Regions from separate parts of the Homo sapiens genome. Here region 2 is linked to region 1. Evidence: chromatin loops called from intact Hi-C (ENCODE). Cell type or tissue: tibial artery. All regions are shown on one strand. Each heading gives the region's core, and the rest is flanking DNA. Links, peaks and the distances in the headings are about the cores only.

What was found. A loop is a pair of places that touch in the nucleus more often than their neighbours do. Peaks named below come from ENCODE experiments on the same cell type or tissue, not always from the same donor. Only the 100,000 strongest peaks of a DNase experiment are listed, where the experiment ranks them.
Region 2: it touches region 1 in a loop (2.0-fold over the local background); 5 of 110 quality-filtered maps call a loop at or near these places.

Annotation. Positions count from the first base shown.
Region 1 is chr2:215,538,249-215,554,041 of GRCh38, reverse strand. LOC102724861 (a long non-coding RNA gene) reads right to left here and starts at 7,834. Exons shown (of 8, transcript NR_187737.1): 1 at 7,629-7,834. In tibial artery, for the core only: no CTCF peak of the experiment used is centred there; no DNase peak of the experiment used is centred there; H3K27ac peaks cover 614 bases.
Region 2 is chr2:215,584,767-215,600,559 of GRCh38, reverse strand. All of the region lies in intron 1 of LOC102724861 (a long non-coding RNA gene), which reads right to left. Among named protein-coding and RNA genes, the nearest start is that of LINC01614, 130 kb to the left of the region's middle. In tibial artery, for the core only: no CTCF peak of the experiment used is centred there; no DNase peak of the experiment used is centred there.

The sequences.
Region 1 (15,793 bases), core at 4,975-12,974:
ATACATGAATAGTGTTTAGAACATGGTATTAGAGCAGGTACCATGGCTTACCTGGTACACAGTAAGCACTATACATACACAAACTTAACTGATATAATTAATCTACTGGATAGTCTACATCTGAGCTTTAATGAACCATCTTAGTATCTTATTATTTTCTTATGCATTAATGTGAAATTATATATAGACTACAAATTATCTTCACATGGGCTGAAATTAATTACAGATTTTTTTTTTTTTTGAGATGGAGTCTCACTCTGTTGCCCAGGCTGGAGTGCAGTGGCATGATCTCAGCTCACTGCAACCTCCACCTCCCAGGGTTCAAGCAATTCTCCTGCCTCAGCCTCCCTAGTAGCTAGGATTACAGGCACCTGCCACCATGCCTAATTTTTGTATTTTTAGTAGAGACGAGGTTTCACCATGTTGGTCACACTGGTCTCGAATTCCTGACCTCATTTGATCCACCCGTCATGGCGTCCCAAAGTGCTGGGATTACAGGGGTGAGCCACCATGCCCGGCCAATTTATACATTAAAATAATATATCATGCTAATATTCTACATCTGGCCTTCCCAATGATATACAACATATTTTTGAAGTTGCAAAAACTATGTGGGGTGGCATTATTGGGGTTCTAGCAGTTACAGAGTTGGGTAGAGGAAGGTAGAGTCAAGGGAAATAAAAGCAATCAAAGACAATATTTGTCAGTAGCTACCAACAATCTCCAGGGGTCTATTTGTACAGTCACCTCCCACTGCACCTCCATGGGTTCTAGGGTACAGCAGGCTTCTCAAATAGGGCTTCATGAAGCCAGTCACTGCAAAGGAAGTTCCATGGGGAGACGGGGGCTAACAATATTGAATAAAATACCAACATTTTGGAAAATACATTTAGGAATGGCCTTGATTCATAAAATTAGAGAAACCACATACTGCATATTTATTATTTTTAAGTCTATCCCAGAGGGGAATCAAATCAAAGAGGACTTGTTTTTATTAAATAAAATCCTAGAATTTGCTGCTAATCAAGGCCTATAAAAACAGTCACAGGATTGGAGGTTCAACTTAAACAACTTCTTTTTCTGTTTTTGCATTTGCTTTACCAAGCACTTGCATTTCGAACCTCTCAAACAGATCAAATCAAAAAGAGGATTTTAAAAATTAGCTCTCCTTCTTCACACTTTTTACAGAAAGCACAGTTATAATTACTTTTCCAAAGTGGATTTGGTGCTGAATATACTGAGGGTATAAGGACCATATTGCTGAAATTTTTATAAACAGAATGTTAAGTAGATACTGTGTAGTAATCAATTAAAAGCTAAATTTCAGGTGGAAAGAAGGTAATTGGCCTCTTCAAAATATTAAATCATTTCAATGACTGTTTAAATTAAAGATCTGGGCTGTGAATTCAGAAAGCCAAATATCTGCATATTTAACATCATGTGGATTTAACACTTTAAAGTTAACACGCATTTCATTTTTCATTTAGAAGTATATCATCCTCTATGCAACACCCTCCTCAGATGCCTAACCAGTGTTCTATTCTTCTTCTTGGAGTTAGCTAATTACTAGACTTTGAGCATTGGAATATTTCTGTGCTACAATCTTTTCATCCATAAAACAGTTATCTCTGCTCCCTATTTTATATGATAAATAGTAAACGTTACACATTGCTTTGAACTGTTCAAATGGAAACGATTTCCTAAATACATGATTGTTATCATAGAACATCAGAACAAAGAGGCACAATCAGTCAAGGTCCTGTTGGTGTTTGTAGACCATTCATCCAACTTCACCTTTGTGCTCTGGTTTTTTCTCTACATGCGTCCTCTGTATCCATGGGGGACTGGTTCTAGGATCCCCATGGATACCAAAATCCACAGGTGCTCAATTTCCTTATATAAAATGGCAAAGTATTTGCATGTAACCTACACACATCTTCTCATATACTTTAAATAATCTCTAGATTACTTATAATACCTAATAGGATATAAATGCTATGTAAACCATTGTTATACTGTATTGTTTAGGGAATAATGACAAAGAAAAAAGTCTATACATGTTCAGTACAGATACAACCATCCCTTCTTTTCCTGAATATTTTCAGTCCAAGATTGGTTGAATCCATAGACATAGAACCTGCATACACGAAGGGCAGACTCTGTATTATTTCTAAACATTCTGGGACAAAAAATTATTGTTCTTTATATTTACATTTATATTTATATATTTCTTTTCTAAGGATGCTAGAATATGATACTGGAAGGATGTGGGTGGGCAAGCTTGGAGGAGTTCAGACCAGGTTAAATAATTCTGCATTTAAAAGGAAGAGATCAAGAACTATGGTAAAAAGCTAAAAAGATTTACAAAGCCATGACTGGCAAGGGACAAAGAGGAGAAAGAAGATTTTGGAAAAACATGGGCAGTTTGGGAACAAAATACAGAGGAGAATGAAATATAAGCACCTCCTATTATTTTCCATACAAATATTGAGTGAAATCATCCTGCTAAAATGGTAGGGTCAGAGTGGAGTCTTCATAGTGAATGTGAGGATGTGTTGAGTTGGTACCCTGGTCAAAACAGATGATGCACAGAGGGACTGCTACATATGAACTACGGTATAACACGTCTGAAACCAAGTATTGACCTGGTGTCATACAGGAAGGATCTAGTTCTCAGAAAGGCTAAGTGATGTTCTCAAGGTCACTTTGATAAAACAGTAGAGTTGGGATTTGAATCAAAGTCTCTCTAACTTCAAGGTCCATGTCCTCAGCTGATTATTCCTCACATACTGAGAGGCACTGTCCTCTAGACTGAGCACTTAAGGCTAACTCATATTCTGCTTCCCAAATCCTAATAGTACCCAGCACATGGGCAGTGTTGATTAAAGCATCTGTCACTGGTTGTAGGTGCACTGATTATGGCTGCACTAGACTGTGAACTCCCTGAGGGCAGGCTGCCTGCTCTTCTGCTTTTTACATTTTTAATTATTATGGATACATAACAGTCGTACCTATTTATGGGGTACATGTGATGTTTTGATACAAGCATACAGTGTGTGATGATCAAATCAGTGTAATTGGGGTATCCATCACCTCAAGCATGTACCATTCCTTTGCATTAGGGGCAGTCTAATTCTACTCCTTTAGTTATTTTGAAATGTACAATAAATTATTGTTAACTACAGTTGCCCTATTGTGCTGCCACACACTAGATCTTATTCTTTCTCTCTAACAGCATCTTTGTATACCCATTAACCATCTCCTCTTTATTCCATTCTCCCCACTATCCTTTCCAGCCTCTGGTAACCATCATTCTACTCTCTATCTCCATGAGTTCAATTTTTGTTTTAGCTCCCACATATGGGTGAGAACATGTGATATTTGTCTTCGTGTGCCTGGCTTATTTCATTTAACACACTGTCCTCCAGTTCCATTCATGTTGTCACAAAGAACAGGATTTCCTTCTTTTTACAGCTAATATTCCATTATGTATATGTACTAAAATTTTCTTTATGCATTCATCTATTGATGGACACTTAGGGTGATTCCAAATCTTGGCTATCGTGCATAGGGCTGCAATAAATGGAGGAGTGTAGATATCTCTTTGATATGCTGATTTCCTTTCTTTTGGATACATGCCCAACAGTGGGATTGCTGGATCATATGATAGCTGTGTTTTCAGTGTTTTTGAGGAAACTCTACATTGTTCTTTATAGTGGCTGTACTAATTTACACTTCTACCAACAGTGTATAAGTTTTTCCCTTTCTCCCCAGGCCTCACCAGCATCTGCTATTGCCTATCTTTTTGATAACAGCCATTTAACTGGAGTGAGATGATATCTCATTGTAGTTTTGATTTGCATTTCTCTAATGATTAGTGACGTTGAGTATATTTTATATACCTGTTGACTATTTGCATGTCTTCTTTTGAGAAGTCTCTATTCAGATATTTTGCCCATTTTTAATTGGATTATTTGGGTTTTTCCTATTGAGTTGTTTGAGCTCCTTATATATTCTTGTCAGAGGTGTTCGAACCACAGCAACTCCATCTTGAGTGGGGGCTAGGACAAGGAGGCTGGGATTTGCTGGGCTGCATTCCCAGAAAGAAAGGTATTCCTGGCCTCTAGATGTTTATGGTTAAGGGAACAGATTGATAATGTTTACTAAAGAGACCCAGTCGTGGGAATGTCCTAATATCCCGATATCTTGAGAACAAAGACATTCCTAATTTTGCTTTAAAGGTAATAATATTGATTCTTGCAAAATATAGTAATTACGAAAATTAATCCTTTATCACAAACTCTTACAGCACAATACATCTCCCCATAATCTTTTTTTTATCCTGTATATAAACAAGCATTATACCTAGGGTGGACGCATTCCTCCTCTTGCTTTCGGGAATGCCTTACTCTGTCTATGGAGTAGCTGTGCTTTCACCACTTTACTTTCTTAATAAACTTGCTTTTGCTTCATTCTGTGGACTCGCCCTGAATTCTTTCTTGCATGAGATCCAAGAACCCCCTCTTGGTGTCTGGATCAGGACACCTTTCCTGTAACATTCTGAATATTAGTCTCTTGTCATGCAGGTAGTTTGCGAATATTTTCTCCCATGCTGTGGGTTGTCTCTTTGCTTTGTTGATTGTTTCCTTTGCTGTGTAGAAACTTTTTAGCTTGATGGAATCCCATTGTCCAGCTTTTGCTTTGGTTGCCTGTGCTTTGTGAGGTCTTACTCAAGAAATCTTTGCCCAGACCAGTGTTCTAGAGTGTTTCCCCCGTGTTTTCTTCTAGTAGTTTCATAGTTTCCAGGCTTACATTTAAGTCTAATCTTTCCACTGCATTCCCAGCAGCTAGCCCAGGACCTGAGATGCCAAGACAATGTTTAAAGAATGAGTTGTTGGATCATCAGTATCTAGCCTATAAAGTCTTCTAATTCTTAAATCACTTTTTGTAATCTTCATGAAAATTGCACCTCTAGATCAAGATGTGAGCTTTTGCTGGAGGCCTCACGGACTCTAACACTGGGCTCTTTCATTTGACTGCATGATTCATTTTAAAGAAAATGTTTCTGATTTCAGCCTGTGGTTTAGAGCCTTACATGTTATCTTATCACAGATGTGTAGAACATAGATACCATTTCCAGCATTCTGCAACACAGCAGGGCATGAGTAGCATACTGGCAAATGGGCTTGCCTAGGAGGAAGGCATGTAATGGAACGCTGCAGAATTTAAATTTAAGAGCTAGTTTTGTTTACCCTTGCAGAGTTCATGAGATGCATGCTGTCATATTGATTCCTCCACTCTCATATTACTGTGTACACTTACCAAAGATGTAATTTCATAATTATTTGTGTGATGCAAGGATGAATGTCTGTATCCCCCTACAAGACCATCAGCTGCCTGACTAAGCTGTTATTGGTTGGCTGTTCTGCTCACCATTGTATCCCTATGGCCTAGCATGGGTTTAAGTGATCAATAAATATTGTTGAACGAATGAAATGAATGTCTACATTCCAAAGTGGGCAGGGTCTCTTTCGGAGAAGAGCATGAAAGCAGAAATTTTTAACTTTGCTCCACAAATAGTCCTACACCATCAGAATCAGAATCACTTAGGTTGCTTGATAAACAACATAGTCTTGGGCTCTGAATCAGAGCCTTTAGGGAGTGTGGCCCAGCAATCTACCCTTTTAACACATACTCCAGGGGACTCTTAAGCACGCTAGAATTTGAAAACCCACTGCTACCCAGTTCTTTTATTTAATAGCATTTATGCTTCAAGGGAAGTGTACATTTTAAATCTGCAACTTAGAGTCCCAAATGTTATTTGGTGCCCACAATTCGAAGGCAAACGCCGTCGGAGAAAGACAAGACTTCACTCAACGCTGAATGCATTGTAGACTTGATTTCACAGTGTGTTACTTCTATTCATCTATTTTACTTTAAGATAGCATGAGTTCTAAGAAAAAGCTATGCTTGAGATTCTAGAATTCTCAGTCTTTGGGGACAGACATGGAATTTGTCTCATCATTCACGCAGCACCTGGGACGAATTGTTTAGTGCCAAGTGTGTATGTTTGATGTGAAAAGCACACCTCTAATTAATCATTGCGTTCCCAGCTGGAACACTTTCCCCAGAATTGCTGCAAGCATGACTGAAGGACCATTCTCACCTGTTTTCTAGGCACATCAGATTCATTTAAATGGCCTACTAATTTTGTCTCTGAGCTTCTTTTTCTAATTTGGTGCATTTGTTTATTTTTGTCAGATTGTGAACTAGATACTTCATAATCAGTTAGCTGTAATAGGCAAAATGTTGACTCGTTTTGTTAGACATCTGGAGAGGGGGAAAGTGTTTCATTTATTGAATTTGAATTACGAAAGATGGGGGTTTTAAAAAAAAAAAACCATATTGCTTACAATTTGTGCTCCCAAAAATGCTGGTTATTAGCCAAACCAAGTCAAGTAACACCTTGTTCCCACTTGCTAGCAGTGAATTTCCAGCACGGACGGCTTTATAGAAAGTAAATTCAATGCAGTATTCCATTCCCATTTACTTGTTTTGCTATATTTCAACAGCATGTCTGTTTTTGTTTTGTTTTTTTGAAAAGGTTGTTTTCATCCATCATACTTTCCCTCATTTAAAGGCTAAAACAATTTTTACCTTCCCAAATCTTAAATGAAGCAATTGATTCCGATTGCATAGGAGAACTCTTTACATTTTAATGAATTCTTTATCTTAGAGTAACATGTTGTGTTACATATTTCAAAAGCAGTGGCAAAAAGTGAACCTCAAAGCCACATTCATCCAAATGTCTATTGTACTTAGAGAAGGCTTAAACGTTACTGTTTATCTCCACATTAAAAAAAAATACAGTATAACCTTTTGTAAAATTTATAGTTTTGAACTATGTCTTACCAATATCTGTCAAGCCCACTGGAATTTTCTAAAAGTCTCCCTTGAGGAAACGATTCTGAGGACTCTCACAAGAGCTTTCTTTGTAGGAGACGCAGCCTTGATGGAACGGTGTACTTTTCTAGCCCCACGAATGCTTGGAATGAGAAAATCTCCTTTTTCCAAAAGTATATACATAGAATGGGTGCCATTCTTAGTTAACACTTTTCTGAAAGTGTGGACAGAGTCTTAGTTATATTAGCACATCTCTGCCTCCCAATCAGGTGTGAAACTTGGCAAAAGGAGCTTTACAAGTATGAAGATCGCTGTCACAGCTAAATTACCAAGTACTGCTTGGTAGTCATTATCTAAAACCAAGAAAATGCCTTTAGGTGGTTTGTTAATTCAGCTTAGAGAGAATGAAATGATTGAGTCAAATGTCACTTCTTTTCTAATACAACAAAGGAAAAGTACTTAGAATTTGTGTTACAATAAGAAAACGGAAAGGCCCTTACAACTATCAAAATGCTTATTCAAAGGTAAGAACACGACCTTAACATGTTGAGATGATAACAGACGCAAACTAGCACTTCACTGCTGTATACAAACCCAGAATGAACCAACAAGTTCATCATATTGTCATCGACAGGCAATACGACGTATACGCTAGCATTTTACCATCCACCACCTCCCCCCTCCCCGCCCCGCAAAAACAAAACAAAACAAAAAAAACCTCTTACCCTGTTCTCTGGCCCAATCTTCATTCTTGGTGGCAACTTGCTAGACCAGAGGTTCTCAAAATGTGAGCCCTGTACTAGCGGCATCAGCAGCTCCTGAAAACTTGTTAGAAATATAAAATTTCAGGTCCTACTGCAGACCTACTGAACCAGAAATTCTGGAGTAAAGCTCAGCAGCTTGTGTTTCATCAAGACCGCCAGGTGATTCTGATATTTGCTAAAGTTGAAGAACGACAGTGCTCGACAGTACTGCATGTATTGCTCTCACCTGAATAACAATTTGCTTCATTTGCATTTAGGATTTTCTCATTCTGTAAGTAGCATCGCGGGCGGGGCCCACTCCCCAGGTCATCTAGAGGGGCTCACAGTCCAATCGCTTTTGGATCTTAAAGGTTGCAAAATGTAAACATTCTGTTTCTCTCTACTTCCTTTGTTTCTGCGCAAGATTTTGATGACATGTAGGTACTTTGCTGAGCTCAAAGACTCCACACATTCCGTATTTCATAACTAGCCCTGATAATAATTGCCCTCCTCCAATTCAAAATAATTTTATTATCTTCTTTTCAGTAACAAATTCATTGATTAACATTCCTATTATGGTCTCTAAACTTTCTCTTATTACACCTCCCATTGATTTCATTAACTAATTATTTACAACAATGGTTCTCAATTTAGGCATCATACTGTAATCACCTAGAGGAGCTTTTTTTTTTCTTTTTTTTTGAGACGGAGTCTCGCTCCGTCGCCCAGGCTGGAGTGCAGTGGCGCGATCTCGGCTCACTGCAAGCTCCGCCTCCCGGGTTCACGCCATTCTCCTGCCTCAGCCTCCCGAGTAGCTGGGACTACAGGCGCCCGCCATCTTGCCCGGCTAATTTTTTTGTATTTTTAGTAGAGACAGGGTTTCACCGTGTTATCTAGAATGGTCTCGATCTCCTGACCTCGTGATCCGCCTGCCTCGGCCTCCCAAAGTGCTGGGATTACAGGCGTGAGCCACCGCGCCCAGCCTAGGAGCTTTTCTTTTTAAAGTCCAATGACTGAAAGGTACGCCAGAGTAACTAAATACAAATGTCTGGAGATGGAATCCGGGCATCGGTATTTTTTTTTTTCTCATTTAGAGCTCCTAAGTGATTGCAATGTGTAGTCAGGGTTCAGAACATCTATATGTGTGTGTGTGTGTGTGTGTACGCATCTTATTTTAACATCTTTATTAAGTTTGGGAATTCAGTTGAAGATCTGGTTACATAAACACCTGTGCATCAAATACTCTTTAATCCACTGAACACGTAAAAAAATTATATACTCGTTCAGGCAAAGAAAATGACTAAACAAAATGTTTCTTTTCTTGGAATTGAATATTGACAAAAGTTGACGATGCTTTATCTTGATGATGGTGGCTTGCTGAACATATGATTTTTTTTAGTAAAGGTCAGTATTAAAAGAGGAGAAATAAAAACATGTTAATAGAAACACAATTTTATAGTCTCATATATTTGCAACTTGTTTCTGATACAGATTAGCTTCAAAGGAGGGTCTCCGAAAGCTGAGTGCTATCGTGTAAAAGTTCCTTCCGAAGAATGTAAAAGAAAGCAGAGAGTAATCAGCTTATATGAGAATAGTTTCTCAAACTTGAAATAGAAAGCAACAGTTGTTCATCTGAGGTTGACATTATCTACTTTCCAACACTTCTACTGAGGCTTCTGTCGCATTTAAGATGCATTTTTAAAATACATAATAAAAAAAGAGCTTTCCTTCTTACTAATGCATTTACACTGCATAAAATCATGGGTAATCATGCCCAGAGGAACTGAAATACATAAATACAGAAGCTCTTCAACCTTAATCACACCATGCAGAGAATAACAGGCAAACAGAAGTAAAGTTATGTTTTCCACAGAAAAGCAAATCTGACTCCCGTGGATTTATATTGGGAAACTGATACATTCAAAAGAAATAAGGGAACACAAAACATTTTTATAGAATTACAATATGTGTGCTTATCAAGCATACAGGATACACTTATGATTATATAACCTGTTTGTGGTACAAAGATGAAATATTAAGAATCCCAGAGTCACTCGCTTTACACTTTAATTTCATTGTCTAGTTAGGGGTCAGCGAGCATTTTCTGTAGAAAAGGCAGAAAGGCAGATGGTAAACATTTTCTGCTCTGTAGATCATACAATCTTTTTTAATACTAGATAACTCTGCCATTGTGGCACAAAAGCAGCCACAGGTAATACCTAAACAGATGAGTGAGGTTGTGTTCTAATAAAAAACATTTTTATTAGTACAGAAAACAGTAGCTGGCCAGAGTTGGCTCACATGAGAGTATTCACTGACCCTTGGCCTAGAGCATCATTTCTATGAATGACCACAACTCACATGCCTTAGAAGTGCTTGCCTCTACCCTCCCTTACATGTTGATGTGGCCTAGAGCTCTGTCAGCAGCCCTTGATTCTTCACACACCATGCCTTCTTCCAGTAATCTCATCTATGTGAGCATGTATGCTGATGACTCTAAATCATGCTCTCTACAAACAGTCTCTTCAGAGCTGGGCTATTTGCCTATAGGTGCACACATAGAGCCAAATGCCTCCTCTATACACCCACTGAGATGCTCTATAGGCAACTTAAACTGGGCACTAAAACAAACCACTCTCTTTCCCATAATGCCTACTCCTCCTTTTGGACTTCCTGTGTAAAGAATGACACTCCCATCCACCTAGTGATCCATGCTGGAGACCTGGGGATTGGAGGCAACCCATATGCCAATCACTAGGTTAAATATGGCACTACTATACTGTGGACTACTACACAGCCTCAAAAGCCATGAATGACAGCTACATGCAACATGGATAGATCTCAAAAACACTGTGTTGAGTGCAAAAAGTAAGAAACTGAACACATTCTATGATGTAATACTATTTGTGTAATTTAAAATGCATCATAAAAACAACACTGCATTTTTTTTTCAAAAACATATAAGGATACTGATTTATAAACCAAACACACTAAAGTAGGGGCCTTCGGAGTAAAAGAGGAACAATGGAGTAGAGATTAGGAAAAAAAGAAAAACGGTAATACCAACAAAATAAGGGAAGAAAGTTGACAGATTGTTGACAACAGTAAGCCATCATGATTAACTCAACTCTGCATGTAAAAGAAAAAAAATCTTTAAGTAGAAAAGCTGTAGTATAGGCTGCAAATCATATGTGCCATCAAAATAGGTAAAGTGAATGACTACATTACTGATGTTATAATGTTTAAAAAGTTGAATAAAGTTGAGCTTATATAATAATACAACTTTAACTGCTTTGATCTTAATGATATTTTTCAGTTACATAACATAAACCTGTTCATCACATTAATAACTAAATTATTTTACCACAAATAAAATTTTCTAGAGTTTACCAAAATGGCCTGGTGTCATCCAGCTTCATGATGTGAATGTCTTTAGATCTACTACTCTAAGGAGCTGCCCAGATGAGGTAGGAAATGTCAAAAAACAGCACCACATGAGACAATGCATTATTCAACCAGACAGACACCATGACATCATTGCATAAGATTTTTTTCAGATCTATCACATAAAAGTTTATAAGCAGAAACTAAAGAGGGTTGTCAACTTTAATTTAGAAAATTGCTGCATGATCAAAATATAGATGTGTTGGACCAAAACATTATTAGAAAAAAAAGCAGATATATTACTTTTATTTTGCACAAGGATAATTCAAAGTAAAAATACTGCCAGTCATTAAGGGGAGCATACGCTAACTGAGGAATGATTAAACTGGCCAGTCTCTAATGTGTATCTTGGTGAAATTTTTGTACACTCTGTTAAATAACGCAAACCCTTGAAAACTACAGTTTGGTACTAAGGCTTTCTGATTAAAGCTGAATATATTGGTTGTGAGAAGAAGCCACAACTTTTATCGATTCAAACATGAAAAACAGGAATGGGTTTTGTTTTATTTTATTTGACTTTAGAAATATGGTATGGGCCTTTTAGTTGGTTTCTCAACTTTTGACTTCTTTTCTTTTGGTTCCAGTGGTATCATTTAGAGAGAGCCCTGAAAGGTAGATTTTTCCCCTAGCCCTTCAAAATCACTTTAATTCTATTTCTGTCGAACCAATAAGTATATGCAAACCCAACATCAGGACCATTCTTGGGAAGAACTAAATGTGAACAAAGGTCACTTCAGGGCCTCTATACCCGCACTCCTTTCTTATTCTCTTCTTGACTCTCTGGTCCCACCCAACTGCCACACAAGGTCCTCATGTTCAGTGATATGGTTTGGCTATGTCCCCACCCAAATCTCACCTTGAATTGTAATAATCCCCACGTGTCTAGGGCAGGGCCAGGTAGAGATAATCAAATCACGGGGGTGGTTTCCCCCATACTGTTCTCGTGGTAGTGAATAAGTCGCACAAGATCTGATGGATTAAAAATGTGAGTTCGCCTGTGTAACCTCTGTGGCCTGCCACCATGTAAGATATGTCTTTGCTTCTCCTTTGCCTTCCACCATGATTGTGAGGTCTCCCTAGCCAGGTGGAACTGGGGAGTCCATTAAACCTCTCTCCTTTATAAATTACCCAGTCTTGGGTATGTATTTATTTTCTGTGTGAGAACAGACTAATATATTCAGTTCCTCACTGCTGCCAGCTCTTTCCAAGCCTCTGTCCTTTCATTCAGAATACTCCTGTGTTTTGTATCAGGAGACAGTGTGTACAAAAGTGCTTTACAAACTACAAGTCACTTTAAAAGGACCTTTGCAGTTTGTGCAGCCTCAAGGAGGCTAAATCAGATACTTATTTTAAAATAACCAACAATTTAATATGAAGAGGTAAGCATGAATTAACATATTGATAATGGATAATGGTCTGGCCTTTTATTTCTAGATAAGTTGGCAGTGATGATAACGCGTCTTTATTACTTACCTTTCCCAGCCATGTCTGAATTTTCATGGAAGGCAGGATGCTCTAACCCTAAGAAATTTCAAGATGTCAAATGGTAAAATTCCAGAACCTGTGCAGGTATAAAGGATACTTTTGGCTGGGAGGGATGGAGGAGGGTGGAAATCATCCAGGAAACACCATCCAAGGTAGCCACATGCCACATGATGCTGGCTACCACTCGGCTCAGCCCAGGTTCTATAAATATTGGCCTGGCATTCGAGAAAAAGTCCAAAAATAAATGGTGACTATAGAAATTCTAATTTTGAGTGTGTTGACAAATTTCTTTGACTCTATATCCTATACTGAACAGTCAACACTTTCTTTTAAATCCCTGTCTTTCTTGTCAAACTTAGAATATGGGGCTTTGCTATTAGAAATAATCTTGGTAGATGCAAATGGTATTATAATGGCTATTTTAAGCAATCTGAACGTATATTTTACATCTTTTACTAGAATTTGCTACTGTTATTTCAGATATTTTGATTGTTGTTATTTAATAATGATTCTAAAAGTATTCATGTTTTGAAATCTCATTGGAAATGGCAAGCTATGAATGACTGGCCTTCATCCAGACTTTTGGAACAATCACATACTGACTCACTGGGGTCTTGTTACATCCAGTCTGGATTTCAAACTATATATTCAAGCCAATTTCTTCAATCTACAGTGTTATGTCACCATATTTGGGCAAGGACTGAAGTGGTTCTAATATAAGCTTCTAGAAAAGTGAAAAGTTGAAGCAAAATTTTTTTTTCTCTTTATACAAAGTTAAATCACCATGTTTTGGATGCCACACATGAAGTTAATTTTAATGTCCTCATCTATTAGAGTTAAGAGACTTAAAAAAAAAAACTGATGATGTTAAAATCTGTATGTTGCCTTCCCCCAACCCCGTCCCTCATTGATGTTCTTAGCAGAAGTGACCCAAGATCTACACTGGATCTTAGGTGAAGATGGGCATCCTTTTGCTTATATTGAGTTAATGGTGGAAATAATTCTATCTCTATTTGGATACCCTATTAATATCTGAGTCCTAACTCTTAGGATAGACATATAGGCTCAACGTTAAATTGGCTCTTTCAGGAAACACATGAGGCACAGAAGTTGAGTACCTTTATGCCCATGGCTTAGGAATATACTCCCTGAACCTCCTCTGATATGACTTTAGTATCAGATTTTTCTTTGTCAATTATGTGACAAATATTTACTGAGTCCCTTCTATGTGCCAGGTACTCAAATGGGTGTTGGAGATACAGTGGAAAACAGATAAGTATCATCCCTGCCTTCATGGAGCTTATAGTGTAGTGACAGAGACTAACATTAAACATTAAAGAAATAATTACATAAATATGTACTTAATATTAAATAAACAAATAATTACATAAATATCTATTTAATTACAATTACAAAATGGTTATAAAAGTAGGGGAAATGCCCCGTCTCTACTAAAAAATACAAAAAATTAGCCAGGCATGGTGGCGGGCACCTGTAGTCCCAGCTACTCGGGAGGCTGAGGCAGGAGAATGGCGTGAACCCGGGAGGCGGAGCTTGCAGTGAGCCGAGATCTCACCACTGCACTCCAGCCTGGGCGACAGAGGGAGACTCCGTCTCAAAAAAAAAAAGAAAAAAAAAAAAGAGGGGAAATAAAATACTAGTAGAGTGCATAGAAGAGGAATGTAGTTTGATTTGGGGGATCAGGAAAGAAATTAAGTTTTAACTGAAGGCCATTGGGTGGTAAGTGATGGGAAAATGGGAAAGTGGTGCTGGCAATGTTGGCAAGTGTCAGATATTAAGGGCTTCACAGATGAGGTTCAGGATTTGGATCTTTATCTCAAGACCAATTTAGAAACAATGAAGGGCTTTAAGGAGGAGGCATGACCAGATTGTTATTTTGTGATCACTCGGGCCACTATGTAAGAGAATAAACTTGAAGGAGCCAAAGACGACGCAGGAGACCAGTAAATATGTTAATGCAATAGACCAGACAGAAGATAAAGGTGGCTGGGACTCAGGGATGATAAAGAGAAGTGGGTGGTGTGAAGTATATTTATTCATAGAACTTATTTGGGGGTGGAGAGGAGGTAAGTGAGAAGAAAGCACAAAGATGACTCTGGCTCCCAAGTTTATGAAATAAGCAACAGCATGAAAAGAGTTCTCTTTCTTCAACTTTGATGGGAGCTTGGTTGAAGGGGAATAGGGAAAGTTAATTCTGATGTTAAATGTTTGCATTTTGAAACATCTTAAACAGTGAGAAGAGAGGTAGGAAGCCTAGGCTTCAAAATGGTGGGTGAGGAATTCACAAGAAACTCTGGGCTAGGGAGTTCCATTTGGGAGTCACTCATTTGAGCATTTTAGACCTATGCCATGGAATTAAAGTGCTAATTTTGTCTTCCACTGTCCCACCAAAATATATTCGGTGAGTGAAGTTCTCCATCTGTAGATGAAAACATGGACCACAACCATCGTAAGATATCTTTGTGCTTTTCTAGACATAAAAGATGTTTGCAACTGACTCTTCTTTGGGTACTTTCATGGATTCTTTCAAGAGCGCTCATTACTGGGAGCTTCCTATCCCTGAATTGTCACTTCCTTCTTCAGGTGTCAGCACAGTTGGGTTCTAGTGAGGACTTGTCTTCCTTGCTGGATGATTGCTTTCTCTCTGGGTCCTCACATGACAGCATGACAGAGAGAGAGAGAAAGAGAGATTTCTCTTCTTTACAAGACCACAGTCCTGTTGAATTAAGGGCCCACTCTTATGACTTCATTTAACCTTGCATCCTACAGACCCTGTCTCCAGCTACACTAGGAATTAGGGCTTCGACATATTAATTTGGGGGGAACACCAATTCAGACCACAGCAATGGGAAACACTCATACAGCCATTTCCTAAACAAACTAATGACCATCTCTCCTTTACTCCTGACAGCGGAGCAGCCACTGGCCCTTCATTAAATTTCCAAGAGAATTCAGACACCTGACTATTGTATCCCCCAATTCACATATGCACAGCAAAAATTTATTTAATGCAAAATTATACAATGATTTTCAGCCACAACAATAATATTGTACAAGTAAATACAAATAAAGTATCATTTTTACTAATCTATTAACAATAATTTTAAAAAGTTAAAAATATCTGTTGTTGATGAGGTTATGCAGAAAGATGCATTTTTGGAACTTTTTGAGGACCTGTAAATTGATACAACTTTTTA
Region 2 (15,793 bases), core at 2,493-10,492, 49 kb before region 1:
TGAGGGCAGGTCTTTCTTACTCAAGCCACTGACTCAAATGCCAGTCTCTCCCAGAAACACCCTCACAGATACACCCAGAAATAATGCTTTACCAGCTCTCTGGGTATGCCTTAGCCCAGTCAAGCTGACAAGTAAAATTAACCACCACAAGTAGGGAATGGAAGCTCAGATAAATAAAGCAGTATCCTCAAGACTGAGTAACTAGTAATACCTCAAGGCTCCTAAACCAGCTCTGTTTGATTCCAACATTTTCTACAAAGCTATAACTAGTTATAGCTTTTTAGAGTAGATGGCCTAGTTTGGCATTACTTAAAATCAAAACTCACCCAGCAGTGATCCCTGTCGGCAAAGTGAGGCTTCCTAATTGCTACCCTGCGGAAGTGCCAATGGCCTCCATTTTGGGTTAGCTGCCTGAGAAGGCTGTCTACCACATGATGCAGGATGCGAGCTATCTGTGTTTTCAGTGGGGCTGAAGATATTATGGTATAAAATTTTACACTTCACAGTCCAAACTCATCAAGTATGTGATGTGATCATTAAGGAATATTAAGTCATTCGTGGGTAGGCCTTTAGTAGTTATTGAGTGGTACTATTTTTCTATTTATTAATGAAAATTATGTGTGTATGATCATATGTGAATATCTGTAAATACTTACACACAAAAACACCATCCAATATTATCTTCGTTTTGAACCACAAACACACGATGTATCTTTAAAAAGATACATTCAATCATAAAAAAGTTTAAAAATAAGATATTAAATTCCAATTTATTTAAATTTTTATCAAAGATCTATTTCTGTTTGCTAAAGGTAGGGAGTCTAAATATTAAGCCAATCAACTTATAGATGTTAATTTATTAAATATTCTCAATAATTCTATGCTGTGACACTTAGAATGTCTGTTTTACAGGTGAAGAAACAGGTTCAGTGGGGTTCAGTCCCCTGTTCCACCTCACAGAGCTAGGCAGGATCAGAATTCAAGTCTCCTTTGCACCTCACTCTGCTGATTTCCCCAAGACTTTTAAAAATTATTTTCCTCTTTTAGGGGAACTATTACACTGATGATGCATATTTACACTCCCATATTTCAAAGCTATTATCTCCTCACTGGCTCATGTCTAATGAATTATAAATATTTCTGAGAACTATTTTCAGATTGAAGGAAGAAGTCATTTGGGTCTTTTATCTAAACTTTCACCTGCCTTTAGAAATTAATTGCCTAGGATATGCCAATTTTCCTTCTTTCATCAGCCGCAAGATGTAAAAATGTCTCTTAACTCAATGCTTTTTTAGTGGAAGAAGGGAGAAAGGTGGCAAACTAGCATTCCCCTTTGAGTTGAATCATTTGAACTACATGTACCGATATGTGGCTTTGATTCCTCCATCAGAAATACAACACATTTCATTATATTTTCATGATGACAGCACTGAAAAAAATAGTAAGAGTTTCCTCTTTCTGGCCATTTATCTGTAACTGGTATTTTGTGTAGTATGTTTAAGAGAGAAGAATGTTTAAGAAGGAAAAGACTAGAAAAGTTATTTTATAATTTATCAATATACAAAGCTGACATCTCAAATTTTACAACAATCACCAAAAAAGGCATGCTGTTACTGAATTGTCAGAAGTATTTGTGTGTGTGTGTGTGTGTGTTTGTGTGTGTGTGTAGGCCACCACTTGAACTCTAAGATCAGAGATTTCCTTGTAGATTAAAAGAAGCCCAAGGATCAAAAAGAAGAGATGTAGTTTTTATACTCTGCTCACAGTCAAGACATGCATGAGATTAGTCATATTTGAATATTAGTGTTTTGAGTTAAGCAGTACTACCAGATTTGGCATTGTTGGTCTAGACTAATTGGGATATACTTTAAAAACAGATGTTCTACGGCGGCATTTTACTCTCTTCCAGTAACACATTTTAGGAAGAAGCTCATGTTTATCTTACCTAACTTCTGTCCACCCACCAGAAGATAGATCCTCTCAGAGACCTATGTCCTCCCAGCTACACCACTGAAGTGAGAGCTGGGGTGGAGAATTTAACAACATGACTCAGGGGCAAAACTAGTGTTTGTAACTGACCACAAGGCTTCCAACGAGTGGTCATGGGAAAGAACCTTATAAATGGAAAGAACAAAGGGTGCAAGTTTCACTAAATGTGAACCCAAATCCAGGCTGCTCAAATTTTAAATAAAATGGAATGGACTTCTCCAATGAATGTAATACAAAACCAAAGACCAGATGTTCTAATTTTAAAAACAGGGTTGGGGAAAGATAAATAAGCTTTGATACCATTGTGGAGAGAAGCCATATATAATATGGGCTCTGGCTGACTGAGAAAAGGAATACCCAGCTGAATATCCCAGGGTAGAGCAGAGTATAATGGTGTCATTAGGTCCCTTGAGTTATTGGGAAGAAAACCTATGTTTACAGCCAAATGCCCATAGCTTTATGGCAATAATGGATAGAGAGAATTATAGACATTTATATTTGAGAGGGGTCTTGCCCTGTCATCTCTTCTATCTCTTTTATAGTATCCCAATAGGTGAACATACAATTTTTCCTTCAGAGGGGTCAGAAATCATGTTCATCCCTCACAAGGCAGCCCTTTCTTGGCCGTACAGTTGTAGTTGTTAGAATGCTCTTCACTAGTCTGAGTAAAAATATACATATCCATTGTTCATAGTATTGATGTATGAAATCCGAAAGCAAAAATTTACATATACTTCTGTAAAACATAATAGCTACTCTAATATTTGAATATGTTTATCACATCTTTAGTCTTTGCTTCTCCAAATGTTATTCAAACATTACTCATCTGACATGCTTCCTATTTCACAGTCTCTTTTGCCTTCCCTTGAATGTTCTCTAATTTGTTAGTATTACCTTGATGCCTTCACACTCAGAATTGAACACTGTATTCTAGCTAAGCCAAAGGATACAAGAGGCAGGGGATGCTCAAGGCTGTATTTTCCTTTCGTATCTTATTAGAGGTAATGTCAGAGTTAACTACACCAAATCTGGACCTTATGTCTAAAAATGTAGGTTCTTCAACAATTCAATTAGTTTTAGATCCCTGTGACTAGTGATAGGGCCACAAGACAGAGGGCAATGCTCAAGACCTTGAAGGAAGTACAAATATTTCACCCCAAAATATACTTCTTTACTTATTTCAAGATGGCTGTTCAGAGCGCCTGCAAACAGAAGTAGCCCTGCAAAGCTGTCTTTTGTAGGGGTGTGGAGGAAGGGCAGAGGGGTTGATTTGCATCTGTAAAGAATCTGTATTGATGCAGCCAGGCTATCTCTGAGGGCTTCCCTTGTCCAGATCTAGGAAAGATTAACTGAGAGTTCGACACCTTTGAAGGTCTGAAAAAAACATTTATCATCTAGTCTCTCTAAAGGCTGCTGTCTGTGAGGTTTCATCTACATATGAAGAGACTTCAAAAAGTTCTTGGAAAAATGGACTTCAAAGATAAAAATTAAAAGTGTAAACTTTCTTACTCAACATAAGACACATCAAGGTTAAGACACTTGCAAGCAATGATACCAGCCATTTAGTCCATTCCTAAAGAACTGAAGATCCTGGGAATTTCACCGTGTCAATGGAGTCCTTTTTCTGTCATTAACTGAAGAAAACTGGACACCCTTTGCAGATTCTTTTAAGATAAGGAAACAAAAAGATCTCAGAAGTAGCCAAACTGGGACTGTAAGGTGGATGCCTAATAATTTCCATCAAAACTCTCACAAAAATGCACTTGTTTGATGAGAGGAATAAGCAGGAGCATCACTGTGGAGAAGGACTCTCTGGTGAAGCTTTCCTAGGCATTTTTCTGCTAATGCTTTGCCTTATTTTCTCAAACACTCTCATAATAAGCAGATGTTGTTGTTATTTGGCTCTCCAGAAAGTCAACAAGGAAACTGCCTTGAGCATCCCAAAAGACCACTGCCATGGCCTTTGCCCTTGACCAGTCCAGTTGTGCTTTGACTGGGCCACTTCTACTTTAGTAGCCATTGCTTTGCTTCTGCTTTGTCTTCTAGATGGTCCTGGTAAGGACGTTTCCATCTCCTGCTACAATTCTTTGAAGAAATGCTTCAGGTTCTTGACCCCACATGTTTAACATTTCCATTGAAGGCTAGGTGTGGTGACTCATGCCTGCAATCCCACACTTTGGGAGCCTGAGGTGGGTGGATCACTTGAGGTCGGGAGCTCGAGACCAGCCTGGCCAACACGGTGAAACCCTGTCTCTACTAAAATTACAGAAATTAACCTGGCATGGTGTCGCACACCTGTAGTACCAGCTACTCGAGAGGCTGAGGCAGGAGAATAGTTTGAACCACAGAGGCAGAGGCCACAATAAGCCAAGATCACACCACTGCACTCCAGCCTGGGTGACAAAGCAAGACTTAGTCTCAAAAGATATATATTTTTTCATCGAAATCTCTGCTCTTGTCTGCAGCTAATCTGGGTGTAATGGTTTTGGCACCCACTGAGAGGAAAGTTTGCTGAACTTTAATTTTTAAGTCAGAATTGTGTAAGCAGAGTCAACTGAGATGTCTGTGGTATTGGCTGTTGTTTATGTTGTTAACACAACACAAACTTAGAGCACAAACAACATTAATTTTCTTCACTTAGGGCACAAACAAGATTAATTTTTTCCTTGCAAATTGATGTTGATGGTCTACTTTTGGCTTCATCTTCAACATCATCTCATCCCTTTTTAAAATGAGTTATCCATTTGTAAACTGTTGATTTCTTAGGGGCATTATCTCTATAAATTTGTTGTACAGAATCAATGATTTCACCATTCTTCCACTAAAGCATCACCATGAATTCATTGTTTGTTCTTTCTTCAATTTTAGCAGAATTCATGTTGCTCTAATAAGGGTTCCTTTCAAACTGATTCTTTATTCTTCTTAGTGCCTCAAACTAGAGCCTGTTCAGTCAGAACATGTTATAACAAGTTAGTGTGAGTTTACTTTGGTGCAAAAACGATTAAAACCCATGTAAAGTGTTTTCATAATACACATTTTTCATGAACTTTTTGGGTCCCCTCATAACAAGACCACCTTTGCTAGCCAGGCCTCCTCTTCTCTCCCTCCTATAACCTGTCTTGCCACCATAACGTGATAACCTGATTTTGGCCATGCTCTGAGCCCTCATTATTTCTGTAACCTCAAGATGATATATAAGCTTTTGTACCCCAATGAGGGATTGGGATAATCACTTTGCGGTTCTCCCCGTGCATGTTAATATATTTACATGGCTTTTCTCCTATCAGTCTGCCTTTAGTCAGTTGATTTTCCAGCAAACCTTCAGAGGGTAAAGGGGGAGTTTTTTCCTTGGCCCTAGTACTTCACTCCTGGATTCTCAAAAAGTTACCACGTAACTGTGGTGGAATGATGGAGTTATTAGATAGAGATGAAAAGAATGTTCTGGCTATTCTATAATCTTATTTAGAATACAAATTTTTTCCCCATAGTAATTTCTAATAACAGCCTTTTATATTACCTGTTTTGTAACTTTATGAGTTAAAATAGTTGTCCTTGTTTGTAAGGCACGTATCATGAATGGAGCTTCCAAAACTGGAAGTTGCTCTGGGTGAGTCAGTGAGTGGGTGGTGAGTGAATGTGAAGGCCTAGGACGTTACTATACACTACTATAGACTTTATGAATACTCTACACTTAGGCTATAGTAAATTTATTAAAAATAGTTTTATCTCTTCAATAATAAATTAACCTTAGCTTAGTACAACTTTTTTACTTCATAAACTTTTTAGATTTTTTTTAACTTTTTGAGTCTTTTGTGATAACATTTAGCTGAAAACACAAACACATTGTATAGCTGTACGAAAATATTTTCTTTGTTTATATCCTTATTCTATACGTTTTTCCCTCTTTTTAATTTTTAATTTAAAAATTTTTTTAGAGAGACACGGTCTCACTTCATTGTCCAGGCTGGAGTGTGGTGGCATGATCATAGCTCACTGTAATCTTGAGCTCAAGTGATCCTCTCTCCTCAGCTCCCGAGTAGCTGGGACTAAGGGTGTGCACCACCATGCCCAGCTAAGTTTTAAATTTTTTGTAGAGATGGAGTTTGGTTGTGTTGCCCAGGCTGGTCATGAACTTCTGGCCTCAGGTGATCCTCCTGCCTTGGCCTCCCCAGGTGTTGAGATTATAGGCATGAGCCACCATGTCTGGTCTCTACAAGCTTTTCTATTTAAAAAAGCTTTCATTTTTACTTTTTAAAACTTTTATATTAAAAACTAAGGCACAAACACATATATTAGTCGAGGCCTACACAGGATCAGGATTATCAAAAATCACTGTATTCCACTTCCATATTGTGTCTTACCAGAAGGTCTTCAGGGGCAATAACATGCATGGAACTGTCATCTATCTTCTTCTTTTTTTTTTTTTTTTTTTTGAGACATAGTTTCGCTCCTGTCACCCAGGCTGGAGTGCAATGGCACGATCTTGGCTCACTGCAACCTCCACCTCCCAGATTCAGGCGATTTTCCTGCCTCTCAGCCTCCCGAATAGCTGGGTTTACAGACACCAGCCACCACGCCTGGTTAATTTTTTTGTATTTTTAGTAGAGACAAGGTTTCACCATGTTGGCCAAGCTGGTCTTGAACTCCTGACCTCAGGTTATCAACCCACCTTGGCCTCCCAAAGTGCTGGGATTATAGGTGTGAGCCACCGCACCTGGCCAGAACTGTCATCTTCTATGACAAAAATGTCTGCTTCTGGAAGAACCTGTCTGAGGTTGTTTTACAGTTAACTTAAAAAATATATAACTAGAAAGGGTATACTTTAAAATAATATAAAAAAGTAGAGTATACTATAGTAAATCCATAAACCAGTAACATAGTTATTTATTAACATTATCAAGTATTATGTACTATACATAATTGTAGGACCTATACTTTTTTTTTTTTTTTTTTTGAGACAAAAATCTCACTCTGTCACCCAGATTGGAGTACAGTGGTGCCATCTTGGCTCACTGCAACCTCTGCTTCCCAGGTTCAAGCAATTCTCCTGCCTCAACCTTCTGAGGAGCTGGGACTACAGGCGTCTGCCACCACACCTGGCTAATTTTTGTATTTTTAGTAGAGACGGGGTTTTGCCATGTTGGCCAGGTTAGTCTCCAACTCCTGACCTCAAGTGATTTGCCCACCTCAGCCTCCCAAAGTGCTGGGATTACAGGCATGAGACACCGCACCTGGCCCCCCTGTCCTCTACTTTTATATGATTGGTAGCATAGTAGGTTTGCTTACACCAGCATTACGACAATCACATGAGTAATGTTTTTCACTACAACATTATGATGGCTACAGCATCACTAGGCAATAAGAATTTTTCAGCTCCATTACAATCTTATGGGACCACTGTCATACATGTGGTCTGTCATTGACCAAAATGTTGTTATACAATGCATGACTATATATATATATATATATATATTCTGTTTCTTATTAGGAACACTTAGGCTTTGTTATACCTTGCCCAGGAGTAATAGTAAAAAACCTATTAGTTACATAAGCTTCTTGCTAAATTATTACCTGGTGGTATCAAGGGACTTCCAGGGGCTATGTAAAGGTCACCCCCAACATATGGAGGAACTAATGCAGATTACCATGTGACTATCAACCACCAAATCTAGGCAAGCCTCCAATACCCAATACTTGTGTAATTAATTTTAGAAACTAAGTGTTCCTATTTATCCCAGGCTGCCTTCATTTTGTTTATTTCAATCTAGTTTTCTGGTCTCTGAAGAGTATTTTGAATTTTAACTCTATTACATTGAGTATTAAATACCTGTCTTGAGATTTGAATTCTCTGAAAGTTTGGTAAACGTTTGTCCTCATTCAAATGTAACAGAATAGCGTCAAAGACAATGTCTTAAAGCTCTCTTTCAGGCTGACACAGGTGCACAGCTCCTCACTTTGTGTTGTGCAGGTTACATTTAACCTCAATGATACTTGAAGAACTGGCAAGAAAGTTGCCTTGCTCCTAACTCACCTGAGTGTTGACTTAGAGTTCCTTAAGTTTCCCATTTACTTAGATCAAAATATGTTTCAATGGTCAACTGATTTCCAACAAGAGTGGCAAGATAATTCATGGGGAAAGAATAGTCTTTTCAATAAATGGTGCTGAGACAACTGGACATTCACATGCAAAAGAATAGAATTTTCACTCTCACACTCCCCCCCAAAAAAAATTAACACAAAATAGATCAGAGACTCGAATGTAAGAGTTAAATCTATAAAATTATCAGAAGGAAACACAGGCATAAGTCTTTGTGACTTTCGGTTAAACAATGAATACTTACACAAAAAAATACAAAAACAGATGAAATTTTTTTAAAAAATTGAACTTTGTCAAAATTAAAAACTTTTGTGCTACAAAGGGCCCTATCAAGTAGGTGAAAAGATAATACACAGAAGGAAAGAAACTTTTTTCAAAGTATATTGCAAAAAAAGAATAAGGTACTGATTGATAGCACTGATACAGGCTACTACTTGGATGAACTTTGAAAATAGTGTTCTGAGTAAAAAAAGCCAGTCACAAAAGACCACATAGTAGGTTGGTGCAAAAGTAACTGCAGTTGTTGCAGTTACTAATTGCACCTAATATTTTATAATTTTATTTAGTTTAAATGTCCAGAATAGCCAAATCTATAGAGACGAAAGTAGATTAGTAGTTTCCTGGGCTCATGGGGAAGGAAGAATAGGATATGACTATTAAATGGGTACAAAGTTTCTTTTATGAATGATAGAAATGTTCTAAAATGGACAGTGGTGATAACCACACAACTCTGTAAATATATTAAAAAGCATGGAGTTGCATACTTTAACAAGGTAAAATTATATGGTATATGAATTGTATCTCAATATACAATTATATTTTACAATCTAGAACAGTGTTTTTTTCAGTGAGGAAAAATATAGATTGATTGGGTTACTTAGCTATGTAACCCCTGAAAGTCTCAATTTTCAAAGAAGAGATTGAAAAAGTTGAATTCCAGAAGCCATTGGTCAGTATCCTTTCTATAATTCCAGAATAGAGAGTTTACAAACATTTCAGAAAAAAATGTGGTACACATTAAAAGCCAGTGTGGGTCCATGTTGTATCAATGCCATTTCCCTTTTGACAGATTTGGGAGATCGGAAGAGTAGTGTAGACATAATGCATTTTGACTTCAACTCATAGGATTCTAGAATGCTAAAAATATTTTAAAGATGAAATTTTTCTGCTTGAAGAACATCTCGTTCTAGATAATACATTCGTAAATACTGGAAAAGAGCCATGGACTCTGCCTAATCAGGAGAAATTGTTATGGTTTCCCCAGTTAACTAGAATATGTGTGGCCTACAAAAAGCTGATGGGAGACTTGGATTGACGTAGGTGTAAGACTTGCATCTTTACCAGACATCACCTTTGTTTCTGAAGTCACTTAGTAGGTGACATCACTAATAATGAACACCATTAAAACAGAACATAAATCTGCCTATAATAGGCCATATGAAGCTGTTATCAAAACCACAGTCCCAGAAATCAGCTTCGAGAGAAAGTATTATCAGAGAGTTTTTACCTGGATGTTTTCCTCTTATTCTCTTTCTGTCTCTGATACTGCAGTATGCATTGAGTGTAAACAAAAAAAGGAGCAAAAACAAAAGCAAAATGAACAAAATCCTGGATATAGACTATCACAACTCTCAGCCACAGGGAAGAGTGGGTCCTGTAGTGAGGTGCTGGAACTGGCTTACCCTGACTTGCAAGAGCCACTTGTACTCATCTTTTCCTCACCCTGTGTTCAGTGAAATCATTTTAGTAGCTTGAAATTATCTATGGTGGGAAGATTTACACCACAAAAATTGGCAAATTCTACAAATTTGGACTTTATTGCCCCTGGAGAGCCAGTTGTTAAGCATTTACCAGAACACCCCTTGCAAGTCTTTCGAGGTGGCTAAGGACACACAGAGCAACAGATGACATATGGTCTCTGAATGTAAACAGCATGCGAGTCATGGCACAAAGACACCAAATGAGAGCTGTACTAATAATACATGCCACTTTAAGCAACACCCATATTCATGATGGAGAACACTGGCTTAGAGTCAAGATTAAAAGAAATGTACCCATACTTTTAATTAAACAATAACAACATCCAAGTTATATGCAAGGTACGTATTTGGGTGAAGTAGCTTGTCTTTTGATGTATAATTACAGCAACCATCGCATTTGTTAAATGTTTGAAATTCCTTAATTTCCTAGAAACAACTTTGCACGGTCATAAAATTCAAGAATTCATTTGCCTTAATTTTTCAGGTTTTCTCCTTTGCCTCTGACTCACGGTGGCAGGCAGAACACTGTGTAGCTAATAAGAGAACTTTCTTTATAAATCCTAAGTACATAAGTGAAACAATGTTTGGGTTAGTAAAAATAATTAGAATAGACATGTAAAGCATATATTACTCAAAATAGATTGTTGAGAAGACTGAAAGTAGATTTAGGTGGGCATGTGCTTATACCTATGTACACTGTGGCCAAGAATTCCAATGGAAAAGCCAACATCAGTAGAATTGGATTTTGTTTCCCCAAACTCAAAGTCAGAAACAGCATGATCTGCTCTCTGTGAACAAACAGCATCCGAAGACTTCTATCCTAGAAAAGCAACATCTGTTTTAAGAAATCCTTTGAAGGAAAAACATATAAACATGTGGGAATGGCGTGGTATATACACTCCCTCGCTTAAGGAGTTGCCAGAAGAAGCAGGGAATCAAACCCCCAAGACAGAGGCCATTCAGTTATTTTGGCCAAGGCAGCACCAATTCCAGCCTCTCTGATGTTTAACACATCAAGAAAATGGAGGGAAATAAGGTTATGGCTGGAATCAATCTTGCCAGTTTCCTGGCATGATATCAAAGGTTGCTTAGTTGTACCTTTGCATATGAAAAATTAAAATTTGGAGGGAAAATTGAGGGAAAGGATTCGAAAGTTCACTTGAATCTTCCATGCAAAAATCTGTCCTCACAGGTAAACAACAAGAAAGTTTATCAGGTCTAACATTGCATCAAATCTTCTAAGCCAGGGGTTCTCAACCTAGGGTCCTTGGATAGAATTCAGAGAGTCTGTGAATTTGGAATTTAAAAAGAAACATCTTTATTTTCCCTAACCTCAGATGAAATTACTATTTGCTTCCATTATAAATGTAAGCGACAAACCACAGGGACTCTTACTGTGATTCATCGGGAATAGAAATCACAGATTTTTTTTATTATTATACTTTAAGTTCTAGGGTACATGTGCACAATGTGCAGGTTTGTTACATATGTATACATCTGCATGTTGGTGTGCTGCACCCATTAAGTCGTCATTTACATGAGGTATATCTCCTAACGCTATCCCTCCCCCCTCCCCCAATGCCACCGCAGGCCCCGATGTGTGATGTTCCCCTTCCTGTGTCCAAGTGTTCTCATTGTTCAATTCCCACCTGTGATTGAGAACATGCGGTGTTCGGTTTTCTGTCCTTGCGATAGATTTTTATATCACATTGCAATAGTTGCAATATCTTCAAATACCACTTATCGTCATCACTATTTTGAAATTATCATAGTTTTTAAACTTCCCACCATTCCTTATTAGTTAAGTATTAATAAAGTACATACATCATCATGTAAAAAAATTGGTGCTTTGATGTTTTGAAAACTATACTTCAGTGTAATTAGCTTCCCTTATGACTCTGTCATTCTGTGTGTTTTGTTTTATATTTATTTAAGACAGGGTCTCACTCTGTCACCCAGGCTGGAGTGCAGTGGCATAATCTTGGCTCACTGCAACCTCTGCTTGCTGGGCTCAAGCGATCCTCCCGCCTCAGCCCCGCAAGTAGCCAGGATTACAGGTATGAACAACCATGCCCAGCTAATTTTTTTGTAGAGATGAGATTTCACCATGTTTCCCAGGCTGGTGTTAAACTTCTGAGTTCAAGCAATCCACCCGCCTCTGCCTCCCAAAATGCTAGGATTGCAGGCCTGAGCCACCAATACCAGCCTGTTTTATTTTAATCTTTAAAAAATATCGTTGTGAAAAGAGGTCCATAGGCTCCCCTAGATGGGCAAAGGGGTCGATGGTGCAGAAGTTAAGAACCACTGTAATCAGAAGTGAGGACCCCTGGGGGCTATAAAGTCTTTCCTGAAGGTCATCCTTCCCCATATTAGAAGGAAGAAAAAAGCAAGAGTCTTGCCATACCCAGTTTCAGTTATAATCTCATTTAAAGGCTGAAGATAAAGGTTATCTATACAACACTTCCACTCTTAAAAAGAAAGGAAAAATGAAATAAAAACAGCAACAATCTAAATCCTCAAGGAAGTGAATGCGTGAAGGAATAGAAAGACCATTTTAAAGTGTGACACCTTTCGTTTTAGGACTGATTAGATAATACCAGGTCATGGAGTGCATGCCAGAGGTGGAACTAGGGATATGAATTATCTGAGGCTAGGACTGTGAGCAGGAAGCCAGGACAGCCCTGTGGCTTGTTGACTTTGCTATTACTATACCTTCTTGTGTGATCTTGAACAACTGACACAACCTCACATGATTTAGCTTTTCCATTTTCTTGGCCCCATATTCTATTCAGCTGGCTGTGCAGAAGTCCCAAGATAAACAGCTTGCTAAAAGAGAGACAGCATGGATGATTTTATAAAGGAAAGACAATGCCAAGGATCTGCTTCCAGGCCATCAATGACGGCTCCACTCCTCGCTTCAGTCCCACCCGTAGTCCTACATTTATTCCTGGTTTCACTCTAGTTCAATTTTCCACTTGTTGTTGGTCCACTGTTTGCAGCAGTCAGAGAACCTAGCTCTACCTCAAAAAGCCATCCCATGTGTCGCACTGAAGGAAGAACGTTTGTCTTCACTGTCCTCGTTGTCCTTACAACATTGCTTTCCTCACTGGGACCTTCATTTTCTTCCTAATAACACATAACTGCCTGCCCCCTGCCCCCATAAAACCATCCATTTATACTGGCGTGCAGCTGTGTTTCCAAACCTGAAAAATGCCAGAACCTTCTTTAAATTAAAAAGTTCTCACTTCCCCCAAAATGGATGTCTTACAATTGCCAATTACCAGTGCAAAAGAGTTCTGACTTTATAATTAATAAAAATATTGTATTATCACAGGGATAAAAATACGAAGCTATATAAAGAATATACAAGAGAATTCACGTGGGTCTGCAGACTTCTGTTTGAGAAATACCAGTATGCAGCTTTAAGTGTTGTCTTTCAATGATTATTTGAATTTTGACAAAGATTAAAGTTGTAAGCAAATAGAATGAAGCTTAGATAATGGGATTTTGCCATTAGGAAGTGAGTAGGAAGAAGCAGTGATGAACTAAAGTTCTTCTAAACAGTTCCAGAATTACATGTTAATTACCGATGTGTCTAAGGCTGGCCTTGCTGAACTTTCCGATTGAAGCAACGCAAGGTAACTTTTAAAGTAAGCCTACCATATTGAATTGAAAGAGACCAGAGGCCTCCTTAGCTACCTCAAGGTCATGACAATTATAGTATCTGTTCCCTCAAGAGCAAATTTAGGGTAGTCAGCAAGATTCCTGTTGTGTCAATCTGGCACTTACTTTATTTTTAAAGATAATTTTCAGGTTATCCATGAAATCTTTGGGAATAACTTCTGAAATCATTGACCAGAAATCAACCATCTTATCCACGGTTCACATTTTAAAAACTGGCTTGGAAATTCTTCCTGGAATAATCCTGGTCATCACATTTTCCACCATGCCTTTCAGCAGGAATAAAGTGGTTTTTCTATAAGCTTGCTTCCCATACATTTACATGTTTTTTTCCATTTTCAGGCATAAAACCATTTTTCCCCATCAAACTATTTGTATTAACTGGATTTCCACCCGTAGGCACAGGAAAATGTAAGGCTAAGCACAAGTGGTAAAGCCTTCCAAGCATAGTAAAGAGAAGAAACGAAGGCCACAGTCAGAGAAACAGGAGTTGTAAAGATAAGACTTCTGGGCCCATCATACTCACTTCTGAACATGTTTCTGCCTGGCTGTCTGGAATCTATGCTGATCTACCGACTATGTATGTGGGATTGGTGTACTTGTTTACACTCAGCTATACCTCTCAAACCTTGCCCGCACTCCTATTTTATGATGAAAATAAAGCTTTTTGCATTCAGGTAACTAAAACTATCAGGCAGGCAGGCAGACCAAAGCCAATTTATTTATCCCACTCAACAGATGGACATAAACCAACAGGTATTGGAAAGAGACCATTGCTCATACAGCAGCCTTGCATGGCTTTTAAGATCCTGAGTTGTACCTCCTATCACAAGCCAGGGCGAAGGAGGCGCTGGCTCCCAAGGTTCTGCCGGAAGGTAGCCACGTCCTCAGCCCTGCCACCAACCCATCCTAGCAGCTGGGGCTTCTGGGTGGTCAGCCAGCAGTACCTGCCCACTGTGAAGGTAGGCAAGGCATAGGTAACTGTGGTATCAAACAGTAATAAGTCATAGATTTGTGGGCTCTCATTGCTGAAAAATCCACTATCCCTCTCGGGATTAGAATGAAGTTGGTATCAGAGTTTGGGCGTCAACTGGCATATGACCACATGGTTTAAACTATTTATCCTTGCTTACCAGAATCACTTCACTTTTAAAATCCAGTTATTTTGGATCCCAAAGGGATGTATGCGTGTTCTTCACAAATTTAGGTTCTGAAATGTTTTGAATTCCATCAACTCCTTCTAAAATGTAATAACTTATATTCACACATTTTTTTTCCTGCAAGTACCTGAAAGGTAAAACATTTTTTCTAACCACGAATCCTTTACTTGTAAAGAGCATGTTTAATGGGCACTTAAATCTACCTATTTTGCCTTCATTCAGATTCATTGCTTTTTACACATCAACACAGAATCCGGTGAGAGTCATAACATCAAAGAAACCTTTACACTTGTAAGTGTTTTGGGCTTAAATTAAGTTGTGCCAAAGGTAAACTAATTTGAACCCATAAAGCTTTACTTGAGAAGAAAGTAAAATCTCATACTTTTTTTTCTTGGTTCAGTGAACTGTTTATTTTCTTCAATTAAAGTGCATTCTACCCCCCTTTACCCCTTTCTCAACTATGTTGCCAAACACATCCTAATAGTAAATCTATTAATCTATAAATTATGTATAAATACAAATGTTGATATAAATATTAGAATAAATATAAATAATATAAGAAATCTTCATTTACCTATCACCCAGCTTCAACAATTAACAATGCGCTGCCATTTTGTTTGATCCATGCCCAGTAACTTCATTTTTTTTCTCAGTATTTAAAGCAAATCCCAGGCACCATTCTATTTTTCCCATCAGGATAGATGTATCTCTCAGTATTAAGAACTTCCTTTTTCAAAACATAATCACAATACTAGCAACATGTCCAACAATAATTCCTTGAAATCATTTAATGTTTAGTCTATGTTAATTTTGCTTTTATTGTTTCAAATATGTCTTTTATTGATTTATTTTCATCAGGATCTAAACAAGGAACACACATTGAATTTCACCCTTATGTCTCCTAGAATCTTATCTATAATATTTTCCCCTTCCTTTATTTTACTTTGCCCATGCTGTTAAAAGGTAAACTAAGGCATAAAATAATTTTAAAGAGTATACTTGAACAAACAACAATTCATAAATGAGGCAGCTTCAAACTGTAAGTGCTTTGGGGTCTTCCATGAGGGGACACAAGAGAAAGGCTTTTATAGGCTGAACACAGAAAT